4 separate regions of the Mus musculus genome follow, and regions 2, 3 and 4 are each linked to region 1. The links are chromatin loops, found by intact Hi-C in ENCODE. Cell type or tissue: heart. All regions are shown on one strand. Each heading gives the region's core, and the rest is flanking DNA. Links, peaks and the distances in the headings are about the cores only. Region 1 holds the start of Tatdn2 (TatD DNase domain containing 2). Region 2 overlaps Cpne9 (copine family member IX). Region 3 holds the start of Irak2 (interleukin-1 receptor-associated kinase 2). Region 4 holds the start of Creld1 (cysteine-rich with EGF-like domains 1).

The links. A loop is a pair of places that touch in the nucleus more often than their neighbours do. Peaks named below come from ENCODE experiments on the same cell type or tissue, not always from the same donor. Only the 100,000 strongest peaks of a DNase experiment are listed, where the experiment ranks them.
Region 2: a loop joins it to region 1, with 2.6 times the contacts of the local background. A loop is called at or near these places in 2 of 42 quality-filtered maps.
Region 3: a loop joins it to region 1, with 5 times the contacts of the local background. A loop is called at or near these places in 22 of 42 quality-filtered maps.
Region 4: a loop joins it to region 1, with 3 times the contacts of the local background. A loop is called at or near these places in 3 of 42 quality-filtered maps.

The regions. Positions count from the first base shown.
Region 1 is chr6:113,694,216-113,699,070 of GRCm38, reverse strand. It overlaps Tatdn2 (TatD DNase domain containing 2), which reads right to left and starts at 2,021. Exons shown (of 8, transcript NM_001347356.1): 1 at 1,470-2,021; 2 at 954-1,364. The coding sequence starts at 1,358. It overlaps Irak2 (interleukin-1 receptor-associated kinase 2), which reads right to left. Exons shown (of 13, transcript NM_172161.4): 13 at 4,045-4,855. In heart, for the core only: a CTCF peak has its summit at 2,157; DNase peaks (open chromatin) are centred at 1,030, 1,210 and 2,090; H3K4me3 peaks cover 1,984 bases; H3K27ac peaks cover 2,500 bases.
Region 2 is chr6:113,299,601-113,304,455 of GRCm38, reverse strand. Cpne9 (copine family member IX) reads right to left here. Exons shown (of 21, transcript NM_170673.3): 18 at 3,791-3,893; 19 at 2,759-2,816; 20 at 2,334-2,407; 21 at 1-20. Among named protein-coding and RNA genes, the nearest start is that of Brpf1, 5.1 kb to the left of the region's middle. In heart, for the core only: a CTCF peak has its summit at 2,026 (motif pointing right); no DNase peak of the experiment used is centred there.
Region 3 is chr6:113,636,066-113,640,920 of GRCm38, reverse strand. Irak2 (interleukin-1 receptor-associated kinase 2) reads right to left here and starts at 2,454. Exons shown (of 13, transcript NM_172161.4): 1 at 2,280-2,454. The coding sequence starts at 2,373. In heart, for the core only: no CTCF peak of the experiment used is centred there; a DNase peak (open chromatin) is centred at 2,490; H3K4me3 peaks cover 901 bases; H3K27ac peaks cover 647 bases.
Region 4 is chr6:113,482,111-113,486,858 of GRCm38, reverse strand. Il17rc (interleukin 17 receptor C) reads right to left here. Exons shown (of 18, transcript NM_178942.1): 17 at 4,481-4,576; 18 at 3,696-4,362. The coding sequence ends at 3,740. Creld1 (cysteine-rich with EGF-like domains 1) reads right to left here and starts at 3,503. Exons shown (of 10, transcript NM_133930.2): 1 at 2,783-3,503; 2 at 2,282-2,364. The coding sequence starts at 2,956. In heart, for the core only: no CTCF peak of the experiment used is centred there; DNase peaks (open chromatin) are centred at 2,898 and 3,568; H3K4me3 peaks cover 2,483 bases; H3K27ac peaks cover 2,135 bases.

The DNA of each region.
Region 1 (4,855 bases), core at 970-3,469:
CCTCACACTCCTAGAACACTGCCTGGCACTCAAAACCTGATGCAGGTCTGCTTTAGAAGCATCCCCCAATCTGCTCCAAGAACTTACAAATCCCGGTGTGTTTCCCCTGCGGAACTAGACTTGAGCTGATCTCCAAAGATAACTACTAATAAACTAAAAAAGTACCCAAGCCAGGTGTAGTGACATACACCTTTAAAGCAGGCAGGGATCTGTGGGATTCAGGACAGCTTGGTCTATAGGAGACCCTGTCTCAAAAATCCAAAACCCTGTTAACCAAACAGAGAATGCCAACATGCAGAAATCCACAACTTTGGTGAAAAGCCACACTAAGAGTCCATTTCCTGAGCTGCAATTCAGAGCGGTTCTAAGTACAAAGACCATTTAATTTTATTTTTAATTAAGTGCACGTATGTGGGTTAAGTGCACATGAAGATAGATACCCATGGGAGCCCGAGGAATGGGAGCTGGAATTACAGGGGCTTGTGAACCACCTGACCTGGGCTCTCAGAACCTGTGTCCTCCTTCAGCAGCTGTATGTGCCTTCTTCTCTCCAGCCCCAAGGGCAAACTCTATAAATTGACCGAAATCTACATCATCTTTCCTGGGCATTATTCCACCTTCCATTGTGCTGATCCTCCAGTTCCACTGTCCATTTACAATCACTCGAAGGTTGCAGAGATCCCTCCAAACTATCTATAATCACTCTCTCTGGGATGGCAGACCACAACCATTATCAGGCTTTCCTAGTAGTTCCAAATGCCACCAAGTTTGAAAACCCCCTCCATACTGAGCTCTACCCCTCAACACCCTCCCCCTCGCCCCCCCCCACACACACACCAGGCCCTCCACAGGAAAGATCTAATTTTTATTCTCTTCCCACCAAATGTCTTCTCTCCACCCCTCAAACCACGTGCAAGGGACTTCACTGTTTGCCAGACGTCGCTGCCACGTACCTTAACGCTACAAGCTTCCTTCCGTAGAGAAGCCATTTCTTCTAGAGAGGAGTGGGCAGGGTGCAGAGGGGACCCCTTGGACGTAAATAGTCTCCGAGGGCTCGCAATCAGGAAGCCAGGGGAAGCGGCCTCACCCACACCTGAGCCCGAAGAGAGAGAGGACGAAGAAGAGGAAGAGGAGGTGCGACGGCGGACTGAGCTCCGAGGAGCGCGGGCCACATCGTCCCCGCGCCGGACTTTCAGACGCTGGGGGCTGCTGGCCCCTCGAGGACGCGACGCACACCTGCGACCTGGCCGGCTGGAGGGGGCCACATTGCCGGGCTCCCGGGGGCGGCTGCGCTTGCTGGGACACCCTTCCGACGTGCTGCCCCAGTGATACTTGACCTTGCGCCGCTCCGACGCCATGGGCACCTGCCAGGGACAGAGGAACGACGATTGTAGCAGCAGCCTTGGCGGCTGCTCGCCTCACACCGCCGGGAAGCCGCTAGGGCAACGGCGGGAATCGGCCCCACTGACCTTTCCCGTTCCTGTCGTCTGCCCATTCCAGTGCTACGGGCTTCGGGGACGCCACAGCGCTCCGAGAAGCGTCCGCGGGCCGAGCGCCGAGCCCGAACAACGCGCAGCCCAAGTCCGCGAGCGCGGCTGTCAACAGCGCGCCACTCCCGAGACGCCGAGGCGCTTCCGGCGCGGCGCGGCGCGGTGCAGCGGTCTGCCTTCCGAAGCCCTGCGCGGGGGGCCGAGCGCGTGCGGAGCCGCCTTTTGGGCCGCACGCGCCCGCAGGCCCCGGACGCCAAGGGCGGGCCGCGGGCGGGGTGGCCGCTCGCCTCCCGCCGCCCCGTCCCGCCCCGGGCCTGAGGGAGCCACTGGCCTCCGGAGCCGCGCGCCGGAAGTCACCTCCGCTCCTCCAGCTGACCCGGCCCAGCGCCGCACCGCGCCCTCATCCAAGGCCTCGGCCCCGCCGCCTACTTCGCAACCTCGGCGTCAGCTCCGCGGAACCTGCCCAGCGGCCGGCGGCCGGCGTGCGGCAGGGGCGGAGCCGGCGTCAGGGACGGCGCCGATTGCTCCAACGGGAGAGGGGCGTGACTTCGGGCAAGACGGAGCGCGCCTGTTGGTCCGACGTTCTGGGGCGTGCCCCTACGCCTCACGAAGCTCTGTGGTTGGTTGGGAGCGATATGTGGCGGAGCTTCTCACGTGGCCCTGGATCCGCGCGAAGGGCCTGCTGGGGACGCCCGGGAGCCGAAAATACCGATGGAGGGTAACTTGGCGGGCCTCTTGGTACCGGACGCGCGTGCCAAACATTGTCACTCACTCACCTACTCACCCATCCCCCCTCCCCCTTTTTTTTTTTTTTTTAAAAAAAACAACGCAGGAAACTGTGGCTCGATAAAAACCAAGCGACACACCCAGAAAGTGACGGAATTGGGGTTAGCAGGCACAAGCCATACACACACAAAAAACAGAACCAGGCCTGCCGGATAGACCTGTAAAACCAACTGCTCAGGAAGAAGAGGCAGGACGATTGACAAAGTCCAGCCTAGACGTTTTAGAACCTGACTACAACTAAAAAAATTTTAATAGCGGGGGGTGGGGAGAACAGAGAGGTGCCTGAAGCAGCCATAGTAGCTCACATTGGTAATTCCATTTGGGTCGCTGAGGCTGGGGAACTGCTGAGTTCGAAGCCAGTTTGGGATAGCTAATGAGTTCCGATCAACCTAGGCTTCCGAGTGAGATCAAAAGAAAAGAAAAAAAAAGAGAGAGAGAGAGAAAGAAAAGAAGAGATATAACCCCACATCAAGAGAGCCGTAGGACAGAGGATCCAGAGTTCAAGGTCACCTCCTAACTTCTTGAGACCCTGTTTCAAACCTTCCCACACCAACCCCAGAAAAGGTAATGATTGCAGCTCAATAGCAGAGCACTTACAGGAGAAGCAAGCTTTTGATCCTAATCACCAAATTACCCAGGTGTCACACAAGTCTGTAAGTAATCGCAGCCCTCTGGAGGTGTTGGAGGGGAGGGTCAGGAATTCCAGACCAGCCTGTGACACTTAAAATGCCCCCGCCCCCCAGAACCAAAACAGTAAAGAAAAGAGTTTGTCCTACTACTTCATTCCCAGACTGCTCTTGGCCAACAGCTGTGGTGGCAAGAACTAAAGGCTCTCCACACTCAGCTGGCCTTCACTTTTTTTTTTTTTTTTAATTACCCAATGCAGGAGCCAAACCCATGGAATAGCACCTCCCATACTCAGAGTCTTCTGTCTTCAGTTCATCCTCTCGGTAAACTCCCTCCTAGTCACAGCCAGAGCATATCTAACTCCTAGAGGGTTGTTAACCCAAGTTCACAGTGAAGGTTAACCATCCCAGAAGCCATCTCTATTTGTTTGTGGGGTTTTTCTTTTTTTTTTGGGGGGGGGGGTGTCGTTTTGTTGTTTTGGTTTGATTTGATTCTTTCAAGACAGGCTCTCTCTGTGAAATCTTGACTGTCCTGGAACTAGGTCTGCCAACCAGGCTGGTCTCAAACTCATAAAATTCTGCCTGCCTCTGCCTCCCAAGTGCTGGGATTAGAGACACGTGTGTGCTGCCACCACCACCTGGCAACCATCCCTATTTGTAACAGTAAAAATAAAAGCAACTTTAATATCCATGAAGGGTTATACAAGTGCCCCAAGCCCTGCAAAGGTGGCATTGCTGATAAAAACCCTCCCTAAAGTGACAATGTACTAAATCACTGGCCACAACCATGAAGTCTTAAGTTCAAATACCAGGACCCACATAAAAGCTGGCTGTACAGCAAGGGTATATACAATCTAAGCACTTCTACATCAACAGAGATGGGCCAGCTAGCCTTGTGTAACAGCAAACTAAAATACATACATACATACATACATACATACATACATACATACCTTGTGGAAGAAGGATTGAAAACCCAAGTCATCTCTTGAGCTCCATATGCACATGGTTGTGTGCACACCACATGCACATACATAAATATGCATACATACATTGTACAAACAATACATACAGAAATGAAAGCAAAAGCAAGAATCCTTGAGCCAAACATATTCGGTACACAAATTCACCCAGACACAAAATTATAAGACAGCTGCTAGATTACAAACATTTTTATTTTGTCACTATAATGGAATTCTTTTTTTAAATAGTGAATTAGAAATAGCTTTGTTAGCCGGGCATGGTGGCGCACGCCTTTAATCCCAGCACTCGGGAGGCAGAGGCAGGCGGATTTCTGAGTTCGAGGCCAGCCTGGTCTACAAAGTGAGGTCCCGGACAGCCAGGGCTATACAGAGAAACCCTGTCTCGAAAAAACAAAAAAAAAACAAAAAAAAAAAGAAAGAAATAGCTTTGTTTTACAAAACATGTTTGCAACATGACTTTTCAAAAATATATTCACTTCATAAACATTTTCTACATGGCAGAGCCATGAACTACATACCTTTTACTCCATTGAGAACACAGAACAGATACATTTTCAAAGTGCTTCTGCAGCCGCTGCACCCATCCTCCCAAGAGCTGAATAGAGCAGCTCTGTTCTTCCCCAGGGAGAACAGAGCAGGGTTATCTTACAAGGATACTGAGCTACCACCCACCAAGTGATTGACTTAACTAGCAGCAGAATCAAACATGAGACTGTTTCTCATGCTTCTTCACCTAGCTATAAATAACACACAACCTCTGAGTCTCCATTAAAATAAATATGGGCACAATGGGAGGTCGAAGGTGAAAAGCAGGCAGTTCCTAAATACCGGTGGCTTACAGGATCACCAACTGAAGAAGGAGAAAGCCTACGGAGTCCTTTGCCAACCGTCCTGCTTTTGCAGTCCTGAACTTGAGAACTTGCGGAGACACCGGCTGTAGGTCTTTTAAGAAGTGGGAATTTGCAGAAAG
Region 2 (4,855 bases), core at 810-3,309, 390 kb after region 1:
TAATCTCGGAATGGGACAAACTGGGACAGACAGGAAAGAAAGGTGAGCTTCGGCCAAGGGAGTAGGTAGCACTCAAGTTTCATCTTTGACCCCTAACATTTCTTTCCAACTATCACTATTCTTCTGAGAGTCTCTTTAGCTTCACTGTACTTGAATGTCATCCTTCTGAATGCATCCAATTCTTTGTGTCGGGTGTTGGACATTGAACGCAGGATCTTGTATATGCAAGACAAGCTGCCTACCACTGAACCACATCACTACTCCTGACACCACACTCTTCCCCCCTCCTTTTCTAGAAGCTTCCCTTCGTGTCAACTCCACTCCTCTGGGTTTTCCTGAACTGCCCCCCTTTCACCCTGTCTCTCTATGAAACCCTGGCTATCATGGAACTCATCATGTAGACCAAGCTGGCCTTCAGGGAGATCCATCTGCCTTCTACTCGAGTGCTGGGAAGGAGAGCGTTGAACTTGGGAGCAAGAGAGGGAGGCGTTGGGATTGAGAGGGAAGAGCAGTTTGCCAGAGAAAGGAGGTTAATAAAGGGAGGGCAGGGAAAAGCACCCTCCAGAGCCCCGTGTTTGCCTCTGTCCTTGGGTCTCATTCTGTTGGGATCCCCCTGTTTCAGCCTCCTAACAGCTTGAGCTGTAGCCACTGTACCTAACCCTGGCCCAGAACTGCCCATTTAGTTGCTAAAACTACGTTTTCCTTCAGTTATCACAGATCCCCCAAACCCAGCTTTACCTATTGAATACCAAGTCTTCCGGACCTATCTCTGCCTCTAGCTTCGCCTTACCCAGTCAGTGGGACCTTTCACACTAGAAAATTGAGAGTAGTCCTTATCAGTGTATTAACAAGTCATCAAATCCTGCAAAGGGATCTAAAGTATCTTCTTTTGTGTTCCTCTTTTGAGATAATCTTATTACATAGCCTAGGCTGGCCTGGGACTCTCAGTCCTCCTGCCTTAGCCTCCAAGTGCAAGAATTACAGGCACACACACACATACATATATACACATACACACATATATACACATATACATGCACACTTGCACACACTTCTGTGCACAGCTCTTAAACAATTTTTCCTTTGTTTAGACAGGGTTTCATAAAGGCCTCACACTGGCCATGAATTCAAAGGTATTTCTTGTTGTTATTCTATGTTGTTTAGAGTGCATGTGTGAATGCAGGCATAAGTGTTCCCTGGTGCACATAAGGAGGGCAGAGTGGGCTCTCACCTACCATGGGACCCCAGGAATCTAACTCACATCATCAGGTTTGTTCAGCAAAGTACATTTCACACACACACACACACACACACACACACACACACCCATCTCACTGGCCTGACCTGGAACTTATTATCATTTTGCCTCCACCTCCTGAGTGCTGGGATTTCAGGCACATTGTTTTACGCAATGGTGAAGATCAAACCCAGGACCTCATGCATACTAGACAAGCACTCTATCAACTGAACTGCCTCCCTGCCTTTAAACAGCTTTTGAGTTGGCTGCTTCTGAACATGACCACTGCTTTGTGTTCACATACCCCAGTCACTTTTGCTGCTGGCTAAATGGATTTCTGGGCATTTCCCTGGCCCTGCCACCGCACCTACAGTGCAGCACCCAGAGAAGTCTATTTATAGTGTAGTTTGATCTGGGCATTTTGGCACTCAGGAGGCTGAAGCAGTAGAATTACCATGAATTCTAGACTAGCCAGGGCTACTAGTTCCCTAAATAGTGGGGTTCTGTCTGAAACAAAACAATAAATACATGGAGGGATACATAAGTAAGAACGCATTCTGATTGTCAAACCTAAGATATTTATGGCAGACAATCCTGCCAGCCTGGTCTGAGCCTCTGGCAGGTCTTACACGACATGCTCCTTCTCTGCTTGTGAAGTTGATACCTTCTTCAGGTTTCAACTCAGTGTTAAAAGCACAACCTCATAGAAGCCTCCCCTCACTACGATTGGCTGTTGACAGCTGCATTTGCTAGTTTTGTAATATTGGTCATCTCCAGTAGAGGGCAGAGACCTGCTCCTCCTACATCATACAACCTTGCAGGACAGCTGCACCCCACTTGACCCCTCAAAAGAACTGTTCAAAGCCAGTGTAGTGATGCAGTATTGTAACTCCAGCACCCCGGAGGCTGAGGAAGTCCCAGGCCATTCTGTGCTACCTACCACTATTTTATCTAACAAGGTTTTTGGTTTTGTTTTTTTAAAAGGGAACTTGTTCTATGAATGTTTGAGGGGAGAAAGGTAGTGACTAGGAAGGAGCAAGGAGAATGGCTCCTAGGAAGCCCTGTTTCTTTCTGCTTTCACCACTCCCAGGGCTACCTGAACGATGTCCCGCTCTGCATAGCGTCCCCTGGAGGATACACGTACATCATCACCATCCAGCTCTTCCATTGCTGCAGAGAAGACAGGCAGGCATCATTGGCTGTCTCTCCAACTCCAGCTCGTCCTGCCCCTTCCTCATTAGATCCCATCAGGGTCCTCACAAGGAGACCTGACACTCGCATTCCACAGTGGTGTGTAACTGCTCTCATTATCCTTACTAGCTTTCCTTCCTGCAAGTTCCATTCTCCTAAGAAAGCAGGGGAAAGTTGACTCCAGCAGCCAGGGTTATGGAGACGAAACATCTGTGACTTCACTAAGGTGCCAGTCTGTTTTATCTGTGAGGAGGGTCCATGGGACTGCTGGATCCTTCCTGTTCGCTCCAGTTCCCAGTCCCAGTCATGGACACACCCTACCCTACTCACCCTCAAACATGGCAGGTCCGACCCCGACAATAATGATAGACATGGGCAGTGAGGAGGCCTGTGGGAGAGGAATGGCTGGAGTAAGCGGCTGTGACAGGACAGTGCCTGTGGTGTCTGTGGGGATCACATGCTTGAGTGAGCCCAGATACACTGCCAGGATCAGTTGCAGACTATCTCTATGCACAGCAGGTGCCTTCTGGTGAAACATAAAGCCATTATCTTGTTTGTTTGAAACAAAAGTCTCCCTCTGTAACCCAAGCTGACCTTAAATATTTCTAGTATCATTTTAAAAAGGTTTTCCTGCCAGACGTGGCAACATACATCTGTAGTCCTAGCACTCATGAGGCTGAGGCAGGGGGATCACCACAAATCCCAGACCAACACTGGTTAAAGAATGAGTTCTAGGCCAGTCTGAGCTCCAGTGTAAGTCCATCTGGAAAAACAACAGAACCATGGAAACCTTAATGACAGCAAAATACCCATCCTAGGCATGGCATATCCTTCCCATACGTCCAGGACTCAGGAGGCAGAGGCAGGAGGATCAAAGTGAGCTCAAGGGCAGCCTGATCTATATAGCTAGTCTCAGGCCAACAAACTAACAAACAGAAATAGCCAGTCCTGGTGGCTTACATCCATAGATCCAGCACTTGGGAAGCTGAGGCAGAAAGATTGCCTCTATTCAGGCCAGTCTGGGCCATATAGGCATCCAGTACACAGTAAGGCCCTGTTACAAAACACAACAAAAATAAAATTAAAAGCAAATAAAAAAATAACTCCTCCCTCCCCTGATAAAGGACAGACATGTGTCCTGCTGAATATAAAAGACCAGTGTTTCCTAAGCTCAGGTTTCCATAGTGAGTTCATCATGCTGGAACCTAGAGAATCAAAAGCCAGTGTTGTTGGTGCCCCAGCCAATAGGCGTCTCTGAAACTGGCAGATGAAAATGTTAGGATACACATGGAATAACCATCAGAGCCCCTTCACTGCAAGGACAATGACCCCTCCCTGACAAGCCTTCCTCCTCAAACTCACACTGACGATGGCCTCTTTGGTCTGTGTCATGTCGGAGATGACGCCGTCAGTGATAATGAGCAGAACGTAGTACTGGGAACCATCCGAGATTTTGGCTGCAGCCCTACATGAAAGACCAAGGTCTGTATGTAGTGGCCAGCCAGAGAATACACAGTTTCAGCCCCTGCTCTACAGCCACCATATAAACGGGGGGCAAAACCTGGGGCTTCTGGACCCCACACTCCTTAGCGGACCTGACTGCTGCCCTTATGTGCGTCTGTCCATTCTGTGTATAATTTTAGATAAGGTCTCTCCTGTAACTGAAAAGTGGTCAGACACTGGCTACTCCTGCCTGCTCCCAGCTGCCCGGCGGGCGCGGGAGCACAGCAATGTTGCACCACGTCGGTCTGCAGAGGTCTCTCTCCTCTCTTCCTCAATCTCTGAATCCAGGAGAAAAGGACTTCAGACATCCCTCAGTCTCCCCAACCCCACCTGCCAACTTCAGTTACACATCCTGAGTGGACCGGAAATGATTGATCTGTGTTGTCCAATAGATTGTCCTTAGCCACATGTGAATGAATATAAAGATTTAAATCAAACCCTGTCTCAAAAACAAACAAACAAACAAACAAACAAACAAAAAACAAAAAAGAAAAGAAAAAGATTTAAGTCAACTAAGGTAAAACGAATGAGACATTGCATTCGCTGGTCACTCTAGTTACCTTTAACAGCTCTCTCCCCGTATGAGACTGGTGAATGCCATACTGGAGAGCATAGAGGCGGACCACTTCTCTCATTGCAGGACATTTTGTTAGACAGTGCTGGCAGCTACACTTGGCCTCAGAAGGCTGAGACAGCATGGTGACAGTATAGAGTCAGGTCTGCATGGTGTGCTGAGATCCAGAGTGGGTGTAGGTAAGGAAACCTGGGTCTGCTCTGGCCCACCCTCTCAGAGGCCCCACCCAGTGCTATCTTTTGTCACGTGCTCATTTCATGTATAGTCACTGTCACCTTCCATGTGTGGGCACGGAGCAGGAAGCAGGTAGAATTTTGCTTGCAGTACACTTTTTTTGTTTCAATTTTAGA
Region 3 (4,855 bases), core at 945-3,444, 58 kb after region 1:
CTTCCTGGGTAAAGAGGCTCCCTGACCTCCCCCCCCCCCCCCCCCGCTGAGCCTTGGGGGCTGCTGTGCTCTGTGCTTTGTGCTGAGGGGCTGTCCTGTTGGGTGTTCAGCCTCTGCATCTATCAAGGTGTGACAACTAGAGATGTCTCTGGACATTGGCAACTGCCACTGACAGAAAAAAAAAAAATCCCAGAATGAGAACCATAACCTTAAAATACTTATTTTTCCTTTCTTGTTTTCTTTTCATTCACAGGGCTGGGGGTGGAACCCAGGAACACACGCTAATTGAGTGCTTTGCCGCTGAGGAACATCCGATTCCTCGCATGCATAATATATATCCAAACTGGCAGGACAACACAAGACATGTCCACTTTATGTATCAAGTATAGCTGTGTAATAGATACTCATTGTAGTAAGTGCGCCTGGGTAGGGTCACGGGGCAACTGTGTGGAGTGGGCTCTCCCCTTCTAGCTTTACAAGGGTTCCAGGGATAAAACACGGGTCCACGGGCTTGATATTCAGTGCCTCCACCCATTGAGCAATCTTGCCAGCCTCCAGTATCGTAAACATCTTAATTAAACAATATATTACTGAAGTCAGGCATGGTGACACATAATCCCAGCAACTCGAGAGAGGTCACTAGGAAGACCAGAAATTCAAGGTCATTCTTAGCTAGGTAATGAGTTCTAGGCCAGCCTGGACTACATGAGATCCTGTATTACAACAACAACAACAATGGAACACACACACACATAATTTCATTTAAGAAGTTATATAGCTCACTGGCAAAATGCTTGCCTGACAGGCACAAGGCCTTGGACTCAATTCCAAGCACGACAAAAATATAATCAAGTAAAATTCATAAACACACACACATAAATCATTGCCAGGCAGTGGTGGCGCACACCTTTAATCCCAGCTCTTGGGAAGCCGAGGCAGGTGGATCTCTGAGTTTGAGGCCAGCCTGGTCTACAGAGGGAGTAGGACAGCTAGGGCTACACAAAGAAACCCTGTCTTGAAAAAACAAAAGGAGATTAAGTGGCAACAGTTACACTGCCTTTACCCACTGTTCCTATGTGCGTTTGACCTACAGGAATAAGGTAGCGGGGCTATTCCACACTTAGTGTATAGTGCTTTCCTGGGTTCCATCTCCAGCACCACATAAGCTGAGCCTGCAATCCCAGTATTCCAAAATGGAAGTGAGAGGGTCAGAAGTTCCAGGGCATCCAAGGCTAGCCTGAGCTACATGAGCCCCTTATTCCTTCCCACCCCACCCCCTACCCCACAAATACAAGAGATTCAAATTTATAATCCCACACTTAGGAGGCTGAGACAGGACAATGACAAATTCCAAGGCAACATGGGCTACATTAAAAAACACAACAACAAACAAACAAACAAACGAAAAACAGGTCTCAAAAGTCCAAGAACGTCACCTGGACTATGGCTCAGTGGTAGTGTGACTTTTCTAACAGGCACGAGGCCCTAGGATCAAAGTTCCCTCACTGCAGAAAAATAAATGACTAGCCAGGAATGGTGGACTACACCTTTAACTCAGTATTCCAGCAGGAGAGGCAGGTAGAGCTCTGTTAGTTCCAGGCCAGCCTGATCTACAAAGCAAGTACCAGGGCTACACTGGGTGACCCTGTCTCAAAATAATAAGAATGGAAAATATGCCACAGAATGACGACACTAAGGTAGGGAAGGTACATTCTTTGACACTATTTTATTTTATTTTATTTTATTTATTTATTTATTTTGGTCTTTTGAGACAGGGTTTCTCTGTTTAGCCCTGGCTGTCCTGGAACTCACTCTGTAGACCAGGCTGGCCTCGAACTCAGAAATCCACCTGTCTCTGCTTCCCAAGTGCTGGGATTAAAGTCGTGCGCCACCACTGCCCGGTTGACACTATTTTATTTTTACAACTGTATAAAGAATCTACCCTTGTCAGCTGCAGTTTATAGATTAAGGCAAGTTTCAGGGAAGTTAGGAGGGTGGCCCCAGATACCACAGGCTGCAAGGTAGATCACAGCCCTGGTAACAGCTCTACAAGCATACAGACAGCCAAAACTCGCCAAGAAGCTACATAGTGAGCAGACCACCCTAGGCTATAAGCAACTTCATAGGCAGCTCCAGCTCGTTCTGCAAAGTAAAGCAAAGCAGCAGCGTTCTACACAGGAATCCCCGGCCTCAGGTAACACGGGGCGGGGTGGGGGTGGGGGGGCGTGGATCTGTCTGTCTATCTCGGGTCCTGGCTCAGAGTAAGTAGTGTCACTCACCGAACTGCATCCAGTCCCACTCACTGAGCGTGTCGATATTGCGGCACAGGTCGTCCAGCACCCAGGACGGCAGCTGGTAGATGTAGCAAGCCATGGCGAGACTGCCTGGCGACTGAGCCTGTGGCGGAGGGCCGCGACTTCCCTAGTAAAGGGCGGCGCTGCCCGCGGCCCCACTGGGTAAGCGAGCAAGCTCCCCCGAGCGGCCAAGCGCGGTGTCACGCTCCACCCAAGCTATGGCCGAGAGCGGGCAAGCGAGCGCCTCCCAGTGGCATTCAGTAGCACATGCCACCCGACCCCTGGACCAGTGTCAGGAGTAGACCAAGGGCCTGGGAAAGGCATCCTACAATCCAGAGTTCCAAAGCACTCCCTGAGGCTGGCTAACTTGACCTCCACAGCCTCCTAAAATGCGCTCATATAACAGGTACTGGAGAGACTTAAGCGGAGAAAACCAAGAGATTTTGCCTTCAGTGTGGACAGAAGGAACGAATCAAACCTTGTGCTGAACAATTTAAAAGTGATCTGGGTAGGTGACACACCTGTAACCTCAGCTCTTAGGCTGGAGGACAGTCACAAGTTCGAAGCCAGTCTGGTTGCACACACACTGAGTTCCAAGGCAGGCCAAAGGGACTACAAAGTGAGACTTTTTTAAATTAAAAAGTAAACTCGCGCCGGGCGTGGTGGCGCACGCCTTTAATCCCAACACTCGGAAGGCAGAGGCAGGCGGATTTCTGAGTTCGAGGCCAGCCTGGTCTACAAAGTGAGTTCTAGGACAGCCAGGGCTACATAGACAAACCCTGTCTCGAAAAATCAAAAAAAAAAAAAAAAAAAAGTAAACTCGCAGTTGGTGGTGAACATATTTAATCCTAGCATTCAGGAGGCAGAGGCAGTAGGATCTCTGAGTTGGTGGCCAGCCTGGTCTACAGAATGAGTTCCAGAACAGCCAGGGCTACACAGAGAAACCTATCTCGGAAAAAAAAAAAAAACAATAATAAAAGGCAATAACAAATAGTTTTCATGTCAATAAAAAAATTCATATTTCGGGCTGGAGAGATGGCTCAGCATTTAAGAGCACTGTGCTTCCAGAAGTCCTGAGTTCAAATCCCAGCAACCACATGGCTCACAACCATCTGTAATGAGATCTGATGCCCTCTTCTGGGGTGTCTGAAGACAGCTACAGTGTACTTGTATATAATAAATAAATAAATCTTTTTTTTAAAAAAAGTTCCTATTTGAGGAGGTGGGGTGGAGAAGTGGTTCAGTGGTTGAGAGCCCTTACTACTTTTGGAAAAGCAGTTCCTAACACCAACGTGGCAGCTCACAAGAATCCCTATCTCTAGTTCCAAGGGATCCGATACCTTCTGACGTCCTTGGGGACCAGGCATGCACATGGTGTATAGACATACATGCAGTCAAAACACTTGTACACACAAAGTAAAATAAATTTAAAAACTTAAAGAAGTTCATTTTAGCCCTCGGTGGCTGTCTTGAAAAACAAAACAAAAACAAAAGGCTCATTTTAAATTTATTTTCTGTGTAGCTCTGGGTGTGGACCAGGTTGACCTTGAACTCACAGAGATCCACTTGTCTCTGCCTCCCGATTGCCGAGATGAAAGGCGTGTGCCACCATTCCAATCACTGTTTTGAACTTTATTTCTCTGCCAGGTCGGGGATCAAGCCCAGGTCCTTCGCCAGCTAGGCAAGTGTTCTATTGTTCTGCTTATCTTCCTAAGTTCCTGAAACTAGGTTTTGTGGAGTAAAATCCAGTCCACCGAACATCTGGATGGATCTTACCCTCCAGGAAGATAAATGTTGCTGCACCCTCTCCGGTCTGTCAAGTGTGACAGCCTTGGATCCTCCTCACAGCCTGCTCAGCACAAGGCTTGCTTACGTTCCCAATTCAAGTAAAAGTTTATGGACTGGGATACATGTGGCTTTGGTTCACAGGACCCACAGTTCACCAGGGTTTAAAAAAGCAAAACAAGTCAGGCAGTGGTGTCACACACCTGTAATCCCCAGCCCTCGGGAGGCAGAGGTAGGTGGATCTCTGAGTGAGGTCAGCCTGGTTTACAGAGGGAGTTCCAGGAGAGCCAGGACTATACAGAGAAACCCTGTCTACTGGGCAATGTCTGTTTAAAGTTGAAAAGAATAAAAATTGAGATTGACAGACATGTACTCCAGGCCTGGCATGATTGGAATGCACCTACAGTCCCAGGTACCTGGAAGGCTGAGACAGGAGGATTGAAGGTTTGAAAGCATCGAGGAAACTTGGCAAGATCCTGTCTCAAGATGAAGCCAAGTAGGGCTAAGACTGAAGCCCATATGTCAAGTTAGCATTTGTCTAGCATGACCAAGACCTTGGGCTCAAACCCCAGGAACCACCCAACACACACACACACACACACACACACGAAAATTCTGCATAACTTCTCTCTCTCTCTCTCTTTTTTTTTTTTTTTTTTTTTTTTTTTTTTTTTTGGTTTTTCAAGACAGGGTTTCTCTGTGTAGCCCTGGCTGTCCTGGAACTCACCCTGTAGACCAGGCTGGCCTCGAACTCAGAAATCCGCCTGCCTCTGCCT
Region 4 (4,748 bases), core at 2,249-4,748, 210 kb after region 1:
TTAGGTGCTGGGGAAGGAGCCCAGGGTACTGTGCACGTGAGGGAAACCCTCTAGCAACTCAGCTACATTCCCAGCCTGTTACATTCTTTTATGTGTATTTTACAATTTAAGAAATTAATATATAAACAAGATGTAGTTGCTCACACCTGTGGTCTCATCACTTGGGAAGTATTGGCAAGAAGATTAGGAGTTCAAGGTCAGTTCGTAGGAGATCATATCTCAAAACCAGAATTTTGCTGGGCGTGGTGGCGCACACCTTTGATCCCAGCACTTGGGAGGCAGAGGCAGGTGGATCTCTGAGTTCGAGGCCAGCCTGGTCTACAGAGTAAGTTCCAGGACAGCCAGGGATACACAGAGAAACCCTGTCTTGAAAATAAATAAATGGGAAAAGACTTGTGAGCATATATATACACGTGTACCTGCACACACACACACATGTATACACACACAAATATATAACATAAAAATTAGTTTAATTATACTACAATCTCAAAAAATGAAAGAATTAAAAATATTAAAAACAAACATGTTGTAACATATCACGTATTTAAAATGGTCTGACACAGTGGAATACTAGAGGAGCCAATTTAGCAAAATAAACCAAGAAAGAGGAGAAAGGAAAGAAATGGGGGATTACTAAGATGGCTCAAGAGATCCAGGCATTCACACCAAGACTGAGCCTGAGAACCTGAGTTCGATCCCCAGGATTCAAGCAGGAGGAGGAAGAAGTGACTCCTGAGAGGTGTGCACATGTGTCCACAATCACACACACACAGAGGAAACAAAGGACAAAACATTAGGAAGAAGCTAAGTGTGGTGGCACACACTTGTAGTCCCAGCACTGTGGAGGCAAAGAGAGGCGGACCTCTGTGAGTTCAAGGCCAGCCATGACATACAGTAAGACCTAGTATCAAAAGTGGAAAAAAATACGTAATAGAATAAAACTTTTAAAGGAAAAGACAGAAGAACCCGGAAGCCATTATACAGCAGAAGTACTCTTGGTACTACTGCCTTCCTAAGTGAGGAAATTGAGGGAAAGAAAGGGCCAGAGTTGCAGAAAAATAAATTTTTCTCCCTAGTGGGAACCATCATCCAACCACAGTACCAAGGATCAGGTGAGGGAGCTGTAGCGTGGAGAGAAGAGCAACCCTAGCATTCGTGAAAACAGCAAGACCCCACCAGCGGCCTAAACTGGGACTCTTCACGACCCCTCCTTTTGTGTCACCTTGACAATCTAGAGGGCCTCTTCAGTCCCTGTCTCTAGGCCTACCTGTCCCTCGAGCTTTGGAATAAGATGGAAGCTATCTGGGTGTCCAGGGCACATCTCACCCCACCATGTTCAGAGACCTGGCCTGACCCCACCCCTGCTCATGGCCTCTCTGCAGTTAGAAAACACCTGCAGCTGAGCAGTGGGGGCACACGCCTGTAATCCCAGCACTTGGGAGGCAGAGGCAGGCGGATTTCTGAGTTCGAGGCCAGCCTGGTCTACATAGTGAGTTCCAGGACAGCCAGGGCTACACAGAGAAACCCTGTCTCGAAAAACCAAAATAAGAAAAAAAAAAAAAAGAAAACACCTGCACACCTCACCCAGTCAATAGTACTCTCTCTCGTGCTCCATAAGGAATCTATCATGTCAACTGATGATCTCCAAAGGATGCTCAGATTTCAACTAGCTCTGTATGCACCACTGAATGTCTTGCTAGTCCATGCTGCCTTTATACCTAGACTAAAGAAGCCCCTCTCCCCACTCCCTAGCTGCTCTCCCCACTCCCTCCATGCTCCCCTGGCTTCTTGTACTTTGTGAGTGTGAGTGATCTCTTCACTTAAGACCTGGAGAGATGGCTCAGCAATTATTCAGTTCCCACCACAGACATAGTGGCTCCCAATTCCTCTAACTCCAGTTCCAGGAAATCCAGTGTCCTTTCTGGCCTCCCATTCAGGACATCTAAACTCCTCTCTAGAACCTTCTGCTCACTCTGCTCCAGCCACCTTTGGGAGAAACAGAAGGTCGGCCCCCCTACTGTTCAAACGGACCATCCTGAACACATCCCACCCACCTGTGGTCTACCCACATTCTTGTTCTTCACCTGACAGGTTGTGTGTACTGTTTGTGTCTACTCTACTAAAAAAGCAAGTTTCTCGAAGATGGGGCTTGGTTTCCTTATCTGCTGTACTGTAAATGTTCAGGATCTGGGGAGCGAAATGCTTCCGCAGAGAATCTATCCAACATCATCAACAGAAACCCAGAGTTGGGGTAGATACCCTGCCCCCACCTTCTTACCTGTCTTTGTATTTGGACAACTTCTCTTCCTCCCAGGCCGTGTTTCCACCCCCGAAGTTGTCCCGGATGGTTCTCTCCAGGCCCTGCATATGGAAGAAATTAGGAATATCTAAGTACAGAGCTAGACACATTCATTTGGATTTTTTATTAGTTTGTTTTTTGTTTTGTTGTTGTTTCTGAAACAAGGTTTCTCTGCATAGTCCTGGCTGTCCTGGAACTTGGTCTGTAGACCAGGATGCCCTGGAACTCAGAGATCCACCTGCCTCTGCCTCCCCAGTGCTGGGACTAAAGGAATGTGCCGGCACTCCCGGCCTAACATTCTAACATTTCATTATTTTATGTTATTGACCAGAAAACTGAGGCACTGTGACACACCTTACCCAAATGCCATACAGTTAAAGCCAGCAACCCACACTGGGACTAGACACCATGCAGATTTGCAGAGAGAGCTCCCTGCTCTCCAATAATGGGCCCCTCCCTCGTGGCTATTAGTGCACCCACCTTGTTGAAGTTGTCCACCAGTGCCCGGCAGGTATGACACGGATGGGGCTCAGCTCGGGGAGAAGGATGGGGAGGAGGAGAGGGTTGGAGCCAGACAGGTCCTGGGAGGCTCAGAAACAGGCTCAAGCACCAGAGCAGAGATGGGACCAGGCCCCTTGGGGGCAGTGGAGCCATCTTTTCCCAGGCTGGGGACGTGCAGATAGAGGGCAGGGGGAGGGTTCACTGGAGAAGCCAGGCTGTAAGGGAGGAAAGCGAGGCGCCTTGGGGCTCAGAGCCCCAGACCTACGTAATTACAAAACGAGGATAAACTGGGGTAGTGGAAGCAGAGGCGCTGGAAGGGGTGAAAGAGCCTAATCTACGATTCCAGCAGAGAAATTATTTCTCCGTTACCGTAGGGGGAGGTGGCCGGGATCGCGGGCAAAAGAATAAGCGTCAGCCCATTGTTTTAGGGTCTCAGTGAGTTATTAGGGGCCAAAATTAGAGAGAGGGTTGGATCCCAAAATATTCCGAGAGAAAGGCGGATGGGCGGTCCTGGAGGAGGAGCCCGGATCCGGATATGAAGAGAAGGGGTCAAGTTCAGAGCCTCTTTGGGAGATGGAGGCACAGCCTGAAACAGGACTGGGAGGATCCAAACCCTGCTAGACCTTAGAGGAGGAGGGAAAAAAAAAAAAAAAAAGTCCCCGCCTCCGCCCCGGGCGCTGTGGGCCGAGTCGCCTCAAAGCCACCGCCTCCGTAAAAAGTACACCCTTCTTCAACGCCGCAGTCCGGAGGGCGGGGCCTTCTCCCAGCCAATTATGGAAAGCCATGTGCCATGGCGTCACCCTACACTAGCCAACCAGAAGCGGCTCCGGGCTGCACCTGTCCGGGCTTTAAAGGGCAGCGGGGTTAAAGGCTCTGTTAGCGGGTCCTCGGAACAGATACACGAGTGCTACTTGGTTAGGAATACTGTATCGGCTTTTATTCTAGTGTAGTGCAGGGTCCCAGGTCCCATTCCTCGCAGCAGCCTGGGGCTTCCGAGCTAGAAGTACAGCTGTCCAGGGCGGACCGCAGCGCCTGGGTCACTCGTTCCACCCGGTCCGCGGGTCGCCCCGCGGAAGTGGAGCAGCCTCCCTGCAGTGCATCCAGGAAAGCCGGCAGCTGCGAGGGCAGGGAGAAGAGCGGGGCGACGCGGAACGGGGAGGGCACAGAGTCTGGGTGCAGCAGCCCGTCGAAGTAGACCCCGACGTAGCGGCCGGTCGCCCGGCCTTGCAGGAAATCGGGTAGCACGCAGCTGAGCCAGGCGGCGAGGGCGTCATGCGGCCCGGGCTCCACTGTCTGGAGCTGCAGCCACTGCTGACACTGCGCCACGGCCGCGGGCGAGAAGAGAAGGATTACCACGCCACCCTCCTGCAGGATACGGCGTCGCTGGTGGTGGAACCAGGCTAGGGCTCCGTGCGCGCTCAGCTCGCGGCGGCTCCACAGGTCCACGGCCACGCGCAGTGGCATCTGGCTCAACGCGGACGCCAGTGCTCCCACCAGACGCTCGTAGCCCGCTCCGTCGGCGGAGTGGAGGAGCAAGGCCGTGCGGGAGCCACGGGCCGCTACAGGGATAGTGGAGCCTGTGAGGGTGAGCCCGGACCTGCCTTCCCTCCACCCAATTGAGCCCCAGCGCCACTGTTTGAGACTGTCCTTGGGAAACCAGGACAGGAAAGCACTCACCTTTCCTGCGGTCCTTTTTTAGAAGGAGGAAGAAGAAAAGCGCCGCAGCCAAGAGTAGGCAGGCCAGCCATACTAGGACCCAGCGCCTGTGGATGTCTGGAATAGACAGGGGAAAATAATGGGCTAGTAAGAAACCTTTATCTTTTACTCCACCTTATCGGAGGAGAAAAAAAATGAGTCTATATACATGAAGTGATCTGCCCCAAAGTCGCATTTGTCAGAGCCCACGCACTGAAAAAGCTCCATGTGTCTCTGTGACCTGCCTCCG